2 separate regions of the Homo sapiens genome follow, and region 2 is linked to region 1. A link is a contact called in ENCODE Hi-C or POLR2A ChIA-PET data. All regions are on one chromosome and are shown on one strand. The core of a region is the stretch at or near the end of the contact, and the rest is flanking DNA. Distances in the headings are between cores, read along the strand shown. Region 1 has its middle 15 kb from the start of DRGX. Region 2 overlaps SGMS1 (sphingomyelin synthase 1).

Evidence for each region. Hi-C counts contacts between places; a loop is a spot of excess contacts on that map. ChIA-PET counts read pairs that join two places held with the same protein, here RNA polymerase II (POLR2A).
Region 2: a map of lower leg skin shows a loop between it and region 1 (14-fold over the local background). The contact joins two enhancer-like sites. A Hi-C loop is called at or near these places in 1 of 168 maps with a recorded cell type or tissue (lower leg skin). POLR2A ChIA-PET finds 5 or more read pairs at or near these places in 1 of 52 experiments (activated T-cell).

The regions. Positions count from the first base shown.
Region 1 is chr10:49,407,545-49,413,830 of GRCh38, reverse strand. No RefSeq gene overlaps it. Among named protein-coding and RNA genes, the nearest start is that of DRGX, 15 kb to the right of the region's middle. Within about 2 kb of position 2,950, at least 3 of the 41 ENCODE cell types and tissues checked have a DNase peak (open chromatin) inside an H3K27ac peak, as active enhancers do.
Region 2 is chr10:50,607,259-50,613,544 of GRCh38, reverse strand. All of the region lies in intron 1 of SGMS1 (sphingomyelin synthase 1), which reads left to right. Among named protein-coding and RNA genes, the nearest start is that of SGMS1, 14 kb to the left of the region's middle. Within about 2 kb of position 2,949, at least 7 of the 41 ENCODE cell types and tissues checked have a DNase peak (open chromatin) inside an H3K27ac peak, as active enhancers do.

The sequences.
Region 1 (6,286 bases), core at 1,701-4,200:
TTGTCTGAAAGGGAATTTGTGGGTACGGTCATGTGTTGATTAATGATGGGGATACATTCTGAGAAATGCATCATTAGGTGATTTTGTTGTTGTGTGAACATCATAGAGTGTACTTACACAGACCTAGATGATATAGCCTACTACACACCCAGGCTACACACTTGTACAGGCTTTTACTGTCCTGAGTAGAGCAGGTGATTGTAACACAATGGTAAATATCTGTGTCTCTAACCGTATCTAAACATAGAAGAGGTGCAGTAAAAATATGGTATTAGGCTGGGCTCAGTGTCTTATGCCCTGTAAGCCCAGCACCGTGGGAGGCTGAGGCAGGTGGATGGCTTGAACCCAGGAGTTTGAGATTAGCTTGGCAACACAGCAAGACCCCGTCTCTACCAAAAAAAAAAAAAAAAAAAAAGATGAGCTAGATGTAGTGTTGCACACCTGTAGTCCTAGCTACTTGGGAGGCTAGGTGGGAGAATCACTTGAGGCCTAAGCTGGGGTCAATTTGGTTCCTCTCATGTGGAGCTGAATCAATTGTCATTTATACCAAGTCATATGAATTTAATGTTCTCAGCAGGCCTAGGAGATTTATACCATTATTATTACTATTATACAGCTAGGAAAACGAAGGCACAAAAAGGCCACTCAGCTGGTAAGAGCCTGAGCCAGAGTTTGAATCCAGGCAGTGTGGCTGCAGGCATCCTGTTTAGCTCCCATCCATTTGGCACCTGGTGCAGAGTTAACACGGGGAAGCACACAGCTCAGTGCCTGGCTCCTGGTTGTGTTACTCGTGGCCACGAGGTAAGGAAAAGGTAGGACCACCTGGAAGGCAGAAGTGGTTCTTGGTTGGCCAGTAAAGCTTTGCCTGTGAGGCCAGAAGTGGTGTGCAAGGGCTGGGGCACAGGCAAAGGGAGCTGGGGTGCAGGGCAGGGTCAAATGGGGATGGTCATACTGAGCCCCCTCTGATGCTCTCCACTGCTCTGCAGCTGCCCTTGGGGCTGTAGCGTCTGCCCCAGTGTCTGGCTGCCCCAGACATCACCGCCAGCCAGCCCAGGTGGCTGAGGAGTGTGAGACACAAAGTGGACTTCCAGGACATTGGCTGAGTCTTCCCACCACCCATCAAGCTACCGAATCAATTACTGCAAGGGTTGGTGTGTCTTCCCAGTGGGCCACAAGACCAATGCCTCCCATCACACCTCCTTCATGTCCTTCTTCTCTCACTTCAAGGTGAACCCTGACATCTCCAACCCCGCTTATGTCCCCAACAAGCTCAACTCCACCAGACTCCTTTACTTGGACTCACAGAAGATGGTCTTGCTGAGGGAGTATGCAAACAGAGCGCTGGAGAGTGTGGCTGTGGGGAGGGTCCCGCCCTGGCATGAGCTTCTCTTGACTTTTCATGACTGCTGAGTAGGGTGAGCAGTGGGAATGGTGTGGGAAGAAATGATATCCACTTGGGAACTCAGAGCACTAGATCTCATTTAATGATGACATTGAAGTCCCTGTATGATCTTGGGTGAGGCATAGACTCTCCCTAAGCCTCGGTTTATCCATCCTGGGAATGGTGCTGGCTGAGGGGAGGTATGGGGGCCAGCTTAGGGGGGACTATTGCCTCCTGTGTTATTCTATTCCATAAAACATACAGCTGGGTTCCCCAGGGCAACACTGGCCCAGCACAGAGACAGCCGTTGGTATTTATTGAATGAATAACGAACGGATCAGAGGCTTCTCTTGTCATTCTTTTTCTTTTTAACTCTTTTTTTCCACTTAAAGCCCAGTGTGATCATATTTAGCTATTTCTCTCACAAGGCGATGTCCTGTTTTTTTAAAGCAGGAGGAAGAGTTTTATAGCTTTCTTGCCTTCCCCCACCTCCTTCCCAGCTTAGGTCCAGAAGTCCTGGTTTGCGGGCAGAACCTAAACTCTCCTGGCTGGCTGACTGGGAGATGGTGGAATTGGTCAGCTTTAGCAGGTGATCAGCAGTGGAATTTATAAAGCTTAGGGAAGCAGGTCACTGGCAGAGCTGAGACCCTGCACAGCTGGTGGCCAGTGGCACCTGTGTTTCTGTACCACTGGGACAGAGTGGTGGAGAGAAAAACCTTTTTGATCTTCACTCTTCTTGACCACCCTCCTGGAGCCCAAGTGAGACCATTTGAGATCTAATGAAATCAGAACAAGAGCCCTGCCGTGCCAGTAAGCTACCACTCTCAATCAGGTAGTGGAAAGAGAACAACTTCCTCTGTTGTCCATTGTGGATGTGTGGTATTGCTTAGATTAAAGTGAAGCAAACCCATCCATCCATCCTTCCATCCATCCATCCATCCTTCCATCTATCCATCCATCCATCCATCCGTCCATTCATCCATCCATCCAAATTATGGAGAAGACATTGAAGATGATGTTTATAGCAAGATGTTCAACAACACTGTTTGATTCAAAAAGCTGGTCACAGAAGTCTTCACAATATGATCCTATTTTTGTTTACAACTATTTGTATAGAAAAAACACCAGGCAGAAATTCATTACAGTCAACACTGGAAAGCTTTTCTCTCATTAGTGAGATCATGTGTGGTTTTTATTCTCTTCTTATTTAGCTATGTTTTCTACATTTTCTTCAGTGAAGATATATAATTTTATTTAAAAGAAAAAACGTAACTGATTTAAAAAGAGAGCAGATGTGTTCTGTGTGTTCTTTGGATCTGACTGGGAGACAGGGGTGTCTGTGGGGGAAGGTGGGGACAGCCAGGCAGGGGCATCTTCAGGCTTCATTTGCCAGGTCCTGGTGGGCTCCTGCCTGGCATGAATGAGGTTCTGGTGACCTCTGAGGCTTCTCCTAACTCAGGGTTCCTAGATCAACCTAAGGTGCCATTCAAGGACAGTCTCTCGGTGCCCTGCAGACCTGGGGTGCGGGGAGGTGAAGACAGTCCCATCCCAGCCCTCTGTGAACCGAGGATATGTTCAAAGTCCTGCATTTGAACCTGGCTCTGTCCCTGGCCACCCAGCTGTGTGACCTTAGGAAAATTCCCTCACCTCTGTGAGTGGCAGGCTTCTTATCTGCAAAGAATGGGAAATACCACGTCTCTTAAAGGGCTTATGGGGGAATAAATGGCACAGTAAGCAAATAGAAAGCAAGAGACACTCATCTCTAGTGAGGAGATGAGACAAACACTAGTTCACATAAAAGCCAGCCAAGAAGATGGTGTGGGGCTGGGCTGGGAGCACCCGGGAGCTGGTTTTGCCAGCACTCCTCTGCAGTGCCCAGGCCTGGCAGTGCCCAGGCTGGGCAGAGTGCCCAGGCCTGGTGTTAGGAACATGTCTGCTACTTAATAAAGATAAGGGGGAGGTAACAGGACCGCAGGAATGAATCTATAAAAGCACAGGCTGCTGGCAGCAGCAAAATGGGAATAAACTCCTTAGTGCACCTGCAGAGCCCTCTGTCCCATCACTACGCAGGTGCCCCCACAGCAGGACAACCCTGGGAATGCCTGGGACCCTCTGGCCTGGCAACAGTTTGTTGATTGAATAGATAGAAGCACATACAAGACCCACTTTCTCCCAATAACCCCAGGACCATAATTAGGAGCCAGATAAGCCCGCTACTTGCCTCAGCTCCCCTCTGGTTTTTTGTGTGCCCGGGGCCGGCCCCAGGCTGAGCCAAGGAATCCCAGAGAGGGGCATCTGCCACTTCCTCCTGGGGCTGTCTGGGCTCTCTAGGGTCAAGGACAGTGAGTAAGGAGCCCGATGTGGGTCTGCAGAGCCCAGCTTCACCTGCAGCAGTCTCAAAGGTCCTCCCACCTCCTCTGCTGCTGACACAGCCTCCCCCAATCCTGCCATCTAGTGCTCCTTTGATGATGGTGAATTCTGAAAGGAGCCCCACCTGCAGACCTGGGGAGGGCCACAGGGTTTAGAAGACTTTCTGAGAAAACACACCGGTGAAGTCCAGCTGTCCTGCTGGACGCGCTCCTGGACTGTGTGGCTTTCTTGCAGATTTCTTTCCCCTTTCTTCCCTCTTTGGTGTCCCAGGTTGTTTTGTCCTCCCCTAATCCCTTCCTAAGTAGAAACAAAGACTCAAAAAGCCAGGAGCCTGAATGCAAGATGGGAATAAAGAGGTTGAAGAGCCAGGGATGCAGGAGGGCAGGAAGGAGGAAGGCCCTTGGGGGGAAGATGGGTGAGACAGGCCCTGCTGGGGTTGGCAAGGAGAGGGTCTCTCTTCTTGGGTAGCCAGAGAATCAGTGCCGGGTGCTACCTCACCCAACTGGTGGAGCTCTGATGTTCCTGCCGCAAGGACTTTCTGGGGGAATGGGGCCTTGGGGGCTGTCTCCCACCCTCACCAAGACTAAAAGGGCCGAGGCAGTTGAGACTGTCATGTGAGTGGACACACAACCACTGCCACACAAGAAATTGGGAAAAACATCTGTGTCACAGATGACAAATGGAAGATGAAAGCCTTATGACATTAAAAGCTCTCACAAGCTATGAACCTTTCAAAAAGAAAACAGGCGGAGAAGAGGAAGTCCCCCCACCTTGGCCCGGCACAAACAACTTAAAAAAATACAATATAGTCAATATATGTATGATAAACTGTTTTAGCCTGTAAAAATGGAAAAAAGAAAAAACCCTGAGATAAAACAAAATGCCTTTTTGTGTGGCTTGTCAAATCCAGGCACCTGGCATGTGGAGAAATTCCACCATCCCCGAGGTCCTCGGGTTTTAGATTGCTCTCCAGGAGGGCAGACATCCTGCCCTGGTGGCGGGCTCAGAGCCAAAGGCAAGGCCGATAAATAAGTGATGGGATTTCTGGGCACAGAGAGGCAGCTGGGATTACGGTAAATGAAACCTGAACATCGAGGCTCCCACTCACCACTGGACCTGCACAGGTGGATACTCCAAATGATCTCCTTTTGTGCACCCTCACTATAGTTTCATTATGGTCCATTAAACAGCAATAATTAAAACAAAATATATTGGATTTGTTTATCCTGGACTTTGCAAGGAAATGAGATTTGCAACGGTGTTGGTGCACAGTTGAGGACTACAGGACTTGTAATTAGCAGGGTAATTAAGGAGGTGTCGCCTTTTTACTGCAACGGTGAACTTCTCAGGGATAATGAACTCTCCTGGTGGAGGGGAGTCCGGCTGGGGGTAGCCATGGGGACCAGGGGCTGCCTATTGCTGGTCCAGCCAGTAGGGGAGCTGGGGCTCATTTACGTAACAAAATGCTGCATGCCAGGTGCTGTTCTAGAAGCCAGGGTGCACCGTGGAGCTTGCATGAGAGCACTGAGACAGACACCAAGCATGTGCCAATAAAGCATTTGAGAAGGACTTAACAGCTAAGCAGGAAACCAAAGCAAGAATAAAGGTGGAGAGTAGTGGGGACGAGAATTGGGCTTCTTTCGTCTCGGAAGTCTTCTCTTGAAGAGAAGACTTTAAGCCGAGATTAGGATGAAGTGAGGGCCAGAGTCTTGAAGGCCACCCAGGGGCAGCTTTCCAGACAGTGGGAAGGGCAAGGACTGGTGGGAAGGTGGGTGATGGTGTCTGGCCAGGCTGGAGTGGGAACGGGGTACAGGAATGGGTTTTCTCCCCGACTGCCCCCGGTGTGATGCAGAGTGTGAGGACACCCCAGTGACCTCTTGCTCTCTACCCCCTGACACAGAAGGCAGACCTTGTCCCCACTAATTTATTCAATAAAGGCCCTCTCTCCAGGCTGTGTACCTCAGGTGGAGCTAGAGGCAGAGGCACCTGGGAGGACATATTCTTGAGTTGGAGTTGTGAGGTCCAGGGCACATCTCCAGCTTCACCTGTGGTGCCCACCTAAAGGAGAAGGGGTGCCCAGCTACTGTGGGGCTAGGGAGGTAGAATGAACTCCATCATCTGTCCCTTCATCCATCCATTTTTTCATTCCTCCTTCCTCCTTCCATCCACCCACCTATCCATCCATTCTCCACCCAGCAGGCATTTGCAATTTCTGATACCCCAGGCTGTTCCAGGGCCTTAGTAGGAGCAGGAACACCCAGATTGGCCCTGGCTCCTGCCATCCACATGAAGCTCTCTCCAGCGGAAAAGGAGCTACTCCGTCTGCAGTTTGGTGCCACCTGGTGGCAGCTGTTGGCTCTGGCTGAAATCAGTGAGGATGATTCTGGGCTGGGTGGCTCTGTGCAACTTCAGGACAGCAGCAGCTGTTTCAGAAAGTACCAAGTAGGTTAATGCCTCTTCTCAGCCCAGTCTGAGGAAGTTGAGCTGGGAGAATGTTGGGGATGCAGAGACCCCTCCCTGCCCCCACTTCCCTTT
Region 2 (6,286 bases), core at 1,700-4,199, 1.2 Mb before region 1:
GGGCCGACTGAAGAGGCTAGAGAGGCCTGTTCAGGTGTGGAGACACTCTCCAGTCTGGTCATTTTATAACTCAGGGTTGACAGTGGCAGTAAATATGTGTTGAAAATCCCCTATGGGCCAGTTTCCCTGGTGAGCTTTGAGATACAGAGATGAGTGCGATGGGGTCTGGGTCTTTGAGGGATTAGTGGGGAGACAGACATGTCCACAGATGATGTCATCACCAAGTAGTGAGTACAGTATCAAAGCTGCACACCTAGCCTCCCTGGGTCAGGGGTGGGATGACTGGACAGAGGTCACCTGCCCAGTTTCCCTGTGTCAGCAGAGTGCACAGAAGGGAATCCATACCATAGGTCAGTGTAGATGGAGCCAGAAGTGGCATTTTTTTGGTTTTTATTTTCTTTTGTTTTAGGGTTGAAAGCCACATGAGGTTTTCATTTTTAGTGACATAATCCTGACAGCAGAGACAAGCCTAGGAAGATGTGTGCTATAAGTGGTCAGCCCCCAAAGGGAGAATCAGAGCTGGGACTGCACTTCAAAACTACTTGGGGAGTTACAAGAGTACTTAAGAGTTTACTTTCTTTGTTTTTAAAAAACGTGGCTATGAGGTCAGGAATTCGAGATCAGCCTGGCCAGCATGGTGAAACCCCATCTCTACTAAAAATACAAGAATTAGCCTGGCATGGAGGCGCACGCCTGTAATCCTAGCTACTCAGGAGCCCGAGGCAGGAGAATTGCTTGAATCCACGAAGCAGAGGCTGCAGTGAGCCGCGATCACGCCACTGCACTCCAGCCTGGGCGACAGAGCGAGGCTCTGTCTCAGAACAACAACAACAACAACAAACAACAAAGTGGCTAAATGTTAGCTGTCTGCTAGGAATGTAAAACCTGGAGAAGATTAACGACTTTCTATCTTTAAGATAAATCAACTTTTAAAAGAAAGACTCTATTAAAAACAAAGTTTTATTTTATTTTCCCTGAATTTTTGGCTAAGTGTGAAATTCCCCTTTCATTTGTGTTTTCAGTGGTTCCAGTTCCTTGTTTTCTTTTTTCTCCCCTCCACTCCTCCTTTTCGCCAGCTGCTTATTATTCATTAACAAAAGAAGCTGATTTCAGCACTACCTTCCCCAGTCCTATTTAATTTCATGTCCAGACCACTTTATAGAAATAGCAATAAGCTGTTTGCATTTCCCAGGTTGTAATGGATATTCCTTCTGGCAGGCTGTCTCCATTAAGGGAGCAAAATGTGGATGTTCAGTCTTCTAAAAGTTTCATGCAGGTATTCTATGTGAATCCATGAAGACGGGATGTTATAACAAATCTCAGGTTAAGGGGTGGAGGATCCTCAGCTAAGCTTGGCAGGTGGAAGATGCTTAAATTTGGAAGGGAGTTCCCAATAGTCACAGATGGAGATGGAGGGATTGAAGAAAAAAGCCCTGGGGCAGGATGGTAGAGAACAAACCTCAAGAAAACTATCTCCTAAGGAAGTGGTGGGGAGGGCTAGCTGAAGTGGTACCCACCCCACTGGCAGGGGGCTGGGTGAAAGCAGCAGAGGCAGGAGAAATCAGGACTGGGAGGGAGATAGGGTGGGAAGGCAGGCTTTGCCCACAGCTTCTTTCCCCCTAACAGACACAGGCTGACAGTTTAGGCAGGAGTTGGAAAAGGGGATGGGGGGTGCCAGTGTGTCTGAGGCCAACAGAGAAGAGGAATGTTTTACTCCTGAGGAAACCAGGAGGGGAGAGGGAAGGGTGGAGGAAAGGCAGGGGGCAGCGGCAGGGATGAAGGTGCACAGGCAGGTGGAGGATGACTGGAGAGCAGAGATGCTTGGGATGCTGGAGAAAAGGCCATGGGACCAGAAGAGGATTGTGAAAGAAACAGTCTGTATAGAGGACCCACGGCCTTCAGCCCAAGTCAGGCTGTCCTGGTCATCTGAGACAGAGGCAGAGTAGGTGAGGGCAGTGAGGAAAGATGCTGCTGGCTGTCCAAGCACACTGGTGAGGTAGTAATGCAATTTCTGAGCCATTTGTAAGATGTCAGGACACCCAGGGTCTTCTAGATAACAGGAACTGGGAAGGCAAGGACCCAGGGGCCCTGATTTTGAAAGCCAGCTGAGGAGTGATGAAGAACAGTGGGCTTGGGTTTAAATCCTTTTGGGGCAGTGGCTTTCTCATGTGAAATGGGGATAATAACCACTCTGTCACAAGTGTCGTGGTGTGAAGACCCTTGGCGTGTGTCCACAGTAGTACAGGGTTGCATTCTGCAGTTGTTGAGGTGGCCTTGGGATGTGGCAGCAGAGGGTGACCCTGAGATTTCCTGTAAGAGAGAGTGCGTGTTGATTCCCTTTCCTCTCCTGGGTGGCGTGTTGACCATTCATTTGACTAGATGGACCATAAGTGAGATGGGCTATTGCACAGGCACTATCTGTACCCAGTTTTCTGGCCGTGTGTTGTCGAGATTTTCACCACGTGGACTGCATAGTCCCTTCCTCTGTGTTTCTACCTGATCTTATCCCAGAGCCTGTCCCTATTATTCCCCTGGCTATTAGTTCACTCTACACACCCCCAGACCCAAGTACACAGAATGTCCCCTGTATGCCATTGCTTTTTGTGGAAGCCTTTGTAGATGGCCTCCATCTCTAGCCTGAGCCTTCAGAATTGTGGAGACTGGCAGCTTTGACGTTGAACGAGGCCAGGATACAGGTGTGAACAAAGCAAAGTCTCAGCTCGTATGGAGTTTTCTTGGTAAGGGTCAGACCGACAATAATCAAATAAGCAAATATATAGCATGTCGGGTTGTCAGGAGGCAAAACCTCACCTGTGCCTCAGAATGTCTCTGCCACCTGTTCACAAGGTTGGTAATTTAACATTTGCTTTACTGCTGTGGTCCATGTAGTGACAACTAAGTTACTTTGAAAGGCTCTACAAAGTTCCAAGCAGTTGGCTGGGCAGTGTTCCAGGTTTCCATAGGGGCCTCAGCATGGCCGGCTTTCCCTCTCACTTTGATTTTAGAAACAGGCAGGATTGTGAGAACGCTCTCAGGAGTTTCTCAAGCCTCATTTTGCTCATTCGTTTCAAGGCCCTATGTGTGGCCCACAGGTTCTTATTGGGGGTCCCTGGATGGGTTTCCTGAAGCCACCATGTATTTAAGTGTATTTTGGGGGACAGTGCATCTAAAACTCTCATTAAATTCACCAGGAAGGTATTTAAAAGGCCCATTTTTTATGAAAGTGGATAAAAAGTGAAAATTATGCCATGGAAAGTTCCTTCATATTTCTATCTTTCTCTTTTTAGAGGAACTAATGGGAAGTGACTAGGTAAAAGGGGGTGAGGCAGACACACACTGACAGCCTTGTTGTAGTTCTGTGCGGCTTGACGTTTCTGTGTCTTACGGGTGGGATGGGAAACAAAATGATACCGCTGGCATCACTGGAAGACCATTTGACTTAGTGGAAGCAAAGGCGGGGAGGTGCGTATGATGCTACAATGTGTTTCTGTCTTCCACTGAGCAAGAAGAGGAGGTTGAGCCATTGGGAGGAGCACAGAGGCCCCTTGGAGCAGTTGCTGCTTCTCAGATTTCTGTGTCTGATGGGTACTGAAGATAGGTCTGGAGCTTTGGCTGCTGATGCCAAAGGCACCTGTTTTAGGAGATTGCTCTGCTTGAGAAGTCCATAGTAGCTTACCTAAATAGTAAAGTTCATGACTACTGCCTTCAAGATAAGGGTCTAGAGGGTAGCTTTGAAGAGTGAGACCGTAGATGCTCACACACTCTTTGACCCAGCAATTCTACTTTTAGGGGCTTATTTTAAGAAATAATCAAGGTCATTATTCATCCCAGAGCTCTTTATCATAGTGAAAAGTTGGAAATGTAATATTAAAATATAGGGGATTGGTTAAACAAATTATGTATATCCACACAATGGAATACTAGGTAACTGTTGAGAATAGTCATAAAGAAAGTTGTTCTGAAAGCATTGTTATGTGCAAAAAGGTATGTAATGCCTTTGTAAAAAAAAAAAAAAAAAAAAAACTATTGAGAAGGTACTGGTTGGGCCCTACTATGGGCCAGGTACCCTGTGGAGTACTGGTGACACAGTGATGAACTAGACAGATATGTCCTCAACAGGTCTTAGTCTACCAAGGCAAGAGTCAGGTCATACTGACTCTGTCATTAAAAAATTCTGTAAATAATCCATGGGTTCTGCAACCACAGATTCAATCACATAGATTGAAAATATTTGGGGAAAAAGCCAAAAAATAACAATGCAATAAAAAAAATACCCCCAGGCATGGTGGCTCATGTCTGTAATCCCAGCACTTTGGGAGGCTGAGGCTGGTGGATCACTTGAGTCTGGGAGTTCGAGACCAGCCTAGGCAATGTGGCAAAATCTGTCTCTACAAAAATTAGACGTGGTGGCATACACCTGTAGTCCCAGATACCAGGGAGACTGAGGTGGGAGGATCGCTTGAGCCTGGGAGGTTGAGGCTTCAGTGAGCAGAGGTTGCACCTCTGTACTCCAAACTGGGCGACAGAGTGAGACCCTGTGTCAAAAAAACAAAAAACAAAAAATTATAGCATAACAACTATTTACCCAGCATTTACATTGTATTATGTATTATACATTATCTAGAGATGACTTAAAGGATACAGGAGGATTTGTGTAGGTTATATGCAAATATCATGCCATCTTATATGATGGACTTGAGCATCCACGGAATTTGGTGTCCCTGGAGGTCCTGGAACCAATCTCCTGAGTTACTGAGGGGTGATTGTATTCATAGGAAGTCTACAAAAAGAATGTCTCCTTCACAGGCAATTTTGCCACCTGTATAGTCATATCAGGTGTGTTTCTCTGTACTTGTTATTAGGCTACATCTTTGACTTGAAATTACTGATTTTTTAAAAAGCTTTAAGTAATAAAGATATCACACTGATTAAATTTCGATGATAATACTATCTTCCTTGAAACTCTCTTTTCTCTCCCAGCACTGTGGGAGGCTGAGGTGTAAGGGTGGGGTGGCTTCAGCACAGTGTTTGAGGAGTGGGCACTGAGTAGCGTCCCCTGAAATCTTGTGGTGTACAGCCTGTGCTGACCGCCCAAGGCTGCTCTGCACTAGCCTTTTAGCCAGATGGGTTTTCTTTCAAGGACAACTTTTCTTTTTCTTATTTCTCTTCCTCCTCTTCTCTTACCCTTTTCCTTCTCTTTCCCCTCTTGCTCTTCCTCCTTTATTTAGAAAATGTATAAGTTAAAATAATAGTAATAACCCTATTACACATAGATAACTGCTGTTATCATTTTGGTGTATATCTCTCTGATCTATTTTCTATAAATATTAGATGTTCACCAAATGCACATTTTGATCAAATGCTGAAAGGTGGAATGCTGAAAGGAATAGTATTGCCAAAGCTAAATCTTGCTGTCCTAGAATGGACTTCTGGGATACAAGTACAAGTTTGACATTTTATAAACATTATTACAGTTTTGTTATTAAAATAGAATTTGGCATTGTGGTACAGGGACTTGATTTCTTAGCATATACGATCAGTGCTGTTAATGTTTGTGATACTGGGTGGATGTTGACTTTGATCTGAGTTGGAGGAGGGAGGAGCAAGGCCTTTACTTATTTGTTTAGTTTGTTTTTATATTATTATTTTTGCTGGCTCTGTCCATGTAATACAATATGAGTGGTAGTTTCTTTCCAACTTATTAATCTTTTGTCATATAACTGACTTGTCTTCTCTGTGACTCCTGGACCTGAAGATTTTCTTGGCAATGATGATGTGGTTTCATTTTAGTATTTCCTAACCCCAGCTTTGTGCACTGTTTGAAGGAGAATATATCTGGATAATCTCAGAAGCAGAAGTGAAATTGTTGTCCTTCTACACATTTTTCCCTGATATTTTTGTACTCACTTGCTGCTTCACACAACCAGTTGAGAGAAAAATGCATCCTTAAGCTTTGGCTCTAAAAGTGTGGCTGTAGAGAAATGAAATTGGCTTTCAAGATAACAGAGCTGTTTTGGAATCTCCATCTGCATCTTAGCTTTCACTGCCTGCACACTAATTTCAATATCTTCCCTGGAGAAGAATGACAGAAGAATCTTTGCAGAGGTAATATGTGACAAATGTTTGCCCTCTCAAGGTACCCTCAGTTTTCAACAATTGACTGCTTTCCCTGCAAGCAACCATTGACTGTTAGTAAGCATGCTCTTTAATATTGTTAGTAGACTTGCCATGTCAATGCTGTTATACACAAAGTACAATGCTAGGCCAGGTACAGTGGCTCATACAT